2 separate regions of the Homo sapiens genome follow, and region 1 is linked to region 2. Evidence: read pairs that join two places in POLR2A ChIA-PET (ENCODE). Cell type or tissue: GM12878. All regions are shown on one strand.

Region 1 (2,500 bases), 91 kb before region 2:
ATTCTGCACATGTATCCCAGAACTTAAAGTATAATTTAAAAAAAAATGAAAAGGAATGAACAAAACCTCTGAGAAATGTGGGATTATATCAAGAGAATTAATCTATGACTAATTGGGGTACCTGAAAGAGACAGAGAGAATAGAACCAAGTTGGAAAACATACTTCAGTATATCATCCAGGAGAATTTCCCCAACCTAGCAAGACAGGTCAACATTCAAATTCAGGAAATATAGAGAACCCCAGTAAGATATTCCACAAGAATATCATCTCCAAGACAGATAATCATCAGATTCTCCAAGGTCGAAATGAAAAAAAATGTTAAGGGAAGCCAGAGAGAAGGGCCAGGTTACCTACAAATGGAAGCCCATCAGACTAACAGCAGACCTCTCAGGGAAACCCTATGAGCCAGAAGAGACTGAGGGGCCAATATTTAACATTCCTAAAGAAAAGAATTCCCAACCCAGAATTTCATATCTGGCCAAACTAAGCTTCATAAGCAAAGGATGAATAAGTTCCGTTTCAGATAAGCAAATGCTGAGGGAACTTTTAACCACCAGAGCTGCCTTGCAAGTGCTCCTGAAGGAAGCACTAAATATGGAAAGGTAAAACCATTATAAGCCACTACAAAAACTCACTGAAGTGCACAGACCAGTGACACTATGAAGCAACCACATAAACAAGTCTGCAAAATAACCAGCTAGCATCATGATGACAGGATCAAATCCACACATAACAATACTAACCTTAAATATAAATGGGCTAAATGCCCCAATTAAAAAACACAGAATAGCAAGCTGGATAAATAACCAAGACACATCAGTATGCTGTCTTCAAGAGACCCATCTCACATGCAAAGACACACATAGGCTCAAAATAAACAGATGGAGAAAAAATTACCAAGCAATGGAAAACAGAGAAAAGCAAGGGCTGCAATCCTAGTTTCTGACAAAACAGACATTAATAAACCAACAAATATTTTAAAAGGCAAAGAAGGGCATTACATAATGGTAAAGGGTTCAATTTGACAAGAAGAGTGAACTATCCTAAATATATATGTACCTAATACAGGAGCACCCAGATTCATAAAGCAAGTTCTTAGAGACCTTCAAAGAGACTTACTCTCACACACAATAATAGTAGAAGACATTAACACCCCACTGACAATATCAGACAGATAATCAAGACAGAAAATTAACAAAAATATTCAGGACCCGAACTCACCTCTGGATCAAGTGGACCTGATAAATATCTACAGAACTCTCCACCAAAAACCAACAGAATATACATTCTTCTTATTGCCGCATGGCACTCACTCTAAAATTGATCACATAATTGGAAACAAGACACTCCTCAGCAAATGCAAAATAACTGAAATCCTAACAAACAGTCTCTCAGACCACAGTGCAATCAAATTAGAACTCAAGACTAAGAAATTCACTCAGAAACACACAACTATATAGAAATTGAACAACCTGCTCCTGAATGACTCTTGAGTAAATGATAAAATTAAGGCAGAAATCAAGAATTTCTTTGAAATTAATGAGAACAAAGACACCATGTACCAGAATCTCTGCAATGCAGCTAAAGCAGTGTTAAAATGGAAATTTATAGCACTAAATGCCCACATCAAAAAGCTAGAAAGAGTTCAAGTTAACAACCTAACATTACAACTAAAAGAACTAGAGAACCATGAGCAAACAAACCCCAAAGCTAGCAGAAGACAGGAAATAACCAACATGAGAACCAAACTGAAAGAGAGGAGAAACCAAAAAAAAAAAAAAACTTCAAAAAACCAACAAATCCAGGAGCTGTTTTTTTTTGAAAAAATTAATAAAATAGATAGACCATTAGCTATACTAACAAAGAAGTAAAGAGAGGAGATTCAAATAAACACAATCAGAAATAAGGGGGATATCATCACTGACCTTACAGAAATACAAACAACCATCAGAGAATACTATAAACACCTCTATGCACATAAACTAGAAACTCTAGAAGAAATGGATAAATTCCTGGACACATACACCCTCCCAAGACTGAACCAGGAAGAAACTGAATCCCTGAATAGACCAATAACAAGTTCTGAAATTGAGACGGTAATGAATAGCCTACCAACTAAAAAAAGCTCAGAACCAGACAGATTCACAGAGGAATCTACCAGAGGTACACAGAGGAGTGTGTACCATTCCTACTGAAACTATTCCAAAATATTGGAAAGGAAGGACTCCTTCCTAACTCATTCTATGAGGCCAGCATTATCCTGATAGCAAAATCTGGCAGAGATACAATAAAAAAAGAAAACTTCAGGCCAATATCCTTGATAAACATTGATGCAAATATCCTCAACAAAGTACTGGCAAACCAAATCCATCAGCACATCACAAAACGTATCCACCATGATCAAGTAGGCCTTATCTCTGGGAAGCAAGTTTGGTTCAACATATGCAAATCAATAAATGTGATTCATCACATAAACAGAACTAAAGACAAAAACCACAT
Region 2 (2,500 bases):
AGGAATCTATGCAGGCTTTCTCTCTTGTATTTTAAGGAGCTGAGCTCTGTGCCAATAAAGAAGACCTAGTCCCCACAATGGGCTGCCTCCTCTCTACCCCAGTGGTCCTTCTGGATTCTTCAAGACTGTCTGTTAGAGGTGATAGAAACCTAACTCAAACCAGTTTAAGAAAAAGAGAAGCGGGCATTTATTGGACTAGCACCTGTCAAAACCAGGGGATAGAGTTAGCTTTAGCAGGGCTGCATACCAGGAGTTCAGGCACTATTTTCAGTGCCCTCTCATTCTCTTTCCTCTGTCTCTCCCTTCTTCCCTCCCACCTTCCTGCTTCTTCACCATACTTCTTGCATCTGCCAGAATTAATCCTTAGGTTCTCATCTGATAGCATCAAAATAGCCACTATCAGCTCTTCCCTTAAATGCTGCCAGCTCAACCATCAGAGTAAAAATAATAGTCTCTCCTCAACCTTCTGGAAGAAAAACCCTAGAGAGGACTATGATTGTCCTGGCTGGGGCCCTAAATTAAGACTGAACCAATCACTGTAGCCAAGCAGATGAGCTAGTCTGTTTGCCAAATCTTTACACCCCTGTAACCAGGTTGAGCCCCACAGAAGCCACATGGACTGGTTTCCTTTGGGTCAGGCAGAAGTACTCCCTTGGTTCAATTTACTTTGTGATGAGGAGAGAGGAAAGGCAGAGTGACATGGTATTAAGACTGACCGCTTCTGAGTGTGGCTGGGGATGGTATAATTTAAGCTGAAAAGAGAAGTTAGGCAAGGCAGTATATTTCTCACAGGAACATTTTTAAGTAAACCCAAGAAAGAAAACTGTACAGACAAAATAACAGCTGCCTCTTGCATCTCCTTTATTCATCTCTGGAAACTTGATCCCCTGTAGGTGCAGCCACTTCCTAGACTTTTGGACTGATCTTGCTCTCCAAGAGAAAAATCTAAACTATCCTTGTTTTAAGGTGACTCAGCTTCAAGACAACCTTGCAGAAACCATACTTTAACATTGTTCCTCAGTCTTACTGCTAGTAATTCTGCCTAATTTCAAGAAACCACATGGTATCCCAGTTTTTGCAAGACAGTCCAACAATAGCCAGTCCTCTCATAGATTGAGAATGTCACCCAGTCCAAAGACCACTACCTACCCTTATAGCTCCCTGCCTTGTGGAAGCTAAATCTAGAGAACAGCTAGAAGCCAAGATGATTGTCTCTGTCACTTGTATATTTCACTTCCTGTCTTTCTCTGAAAACTGACCTCCTCTACATACTCATCTGTAGCCCAAAATGGCAGTCCAAGCCACAAAGTCTACCTTAGGTTTCAGGTCAAGAGGACAACATCTACTGCTCTTCCATCAAGTTAGTTGCAAACATCAAGGGCAAGATATGAACCATTGATTCTGATGGATCTGTGAGTCAGCTGGTGTCAGCTAAACTTAATTGACTTAGCTTGGCAGCTCTGCTCCACATGAGTTTATTCTAAGACTCAGGCTACAGGGGCAGAAGCTATTCAAGAGAAGTTTTTATCGTGAGATGACAGAGGCACAAGTGGATGAGAAGGAACACAGAAAGCCTCTTAAAGCATAGGCTCAGAATGGCTGGCACTTCCACCTGCGTGCCATTAGCCAGCACAAGTCATGCAGCAAGTCCAAAGTCCTGAGTGAGAAAGTACTTTCTGCCCATAATGAGACCATAAGAATATGGGTGCAAGGGAAGGTGATATAATTTGGATATTTGTTCCCTCCAAATCTCTGTTGAAACTTGATCTCCAATGTTGGAGGTGGAGTCTGGTGGGAGGTATTTTGGTCAGGGGTGGATCCATCATAAATGGCTTGGTCTTGTTCTCACAGTAATGAGTGAGTTCTCACTCCATTAGTTTCCAAGAGATCTGATTATTAAAAAGAGCCAGGCATCTCCTTTCTCTTTCTTTTTTCTCCACTCTCACCATGTGATAGCTATTCCCCTACCCTGAAGCTTCATGAAGCCCTCACCAGAAGCAGATGCTCCCATGACTGGAAGCTTCCTGAAGTCCCCGTCAGAAGCAGATACTGGTGCCACACTTCCTGTACAGTCTGCAGAACCATAAGCCAAATAAACATCCTTTCTTTATAAATGATCTAGCCTCACGTATTCCTTTATAGCAACACAAACAGACTAACAAACAGAAGGGTAAAAAGTTGGGGCCAATAATTAAATCTTATCTGTATAGCCCTGCTTTATAGAATCACGATCAAAGTATCCAATCCTAGTCAATTAGTTTCAACCAAAGGAAAGATAGGCTCATCCTGTGGATGTAGGGTCACAGGCTGTGGGTGAGGTAGTTCAATCAGAATACAAACTGGTCATGGGAAGAACATCAACTAACATGACTGATATGGCATTTTTCACTTCTCTAATGAACCAAACTTTACTCCACAAGATGGTCAGTATGTGTTTGAGCAAACAAAGGCTATTTCATATCTCAAAGAAAAAATCAAAAGGGTCACATCCACTGTAATT

What was found. ChIA-PET counts read pairs that join two places held together with the same protein. Peaks named below come from ENCODE experiments on the same cell type or tissue, not always from the same donor. Only the 100,000 strongest peaks of a DNase experiment are listed, where the experiment ranks them.
Region 1: POLR2A ChIA-PET joins it to region 2 with 8 read pairs; 2 of 35 experiments call an interaction of 5 or more read pairs at or near these places.

The regions. Positions count from the first base shown.
Region 1 is chrX:42,409,960-42,412,459 of GRCh38, reverse strand. No RefSeq gene overlaps it. Among named protein-coding and RNA genes, the nearest start is that of PPP1R2C, 370 kb to the left of the region's middle. In GM12878, no CTCF peak of the experiment used is centred here; no DNase peak of the experiment used is centred here.
Region 2 is chrX:42,319,005-42,321,504 of GRCh38, reverse strand. No RefSeq gene overlaps it. Among named protein-coding and RNA genes, the nearest start is that of CASK, 400 kb to the right of the region's middle. In GM12878, no CTCF peak of the experiment used is centred here; a DNase peak (open chromatin) is centred at 1,494.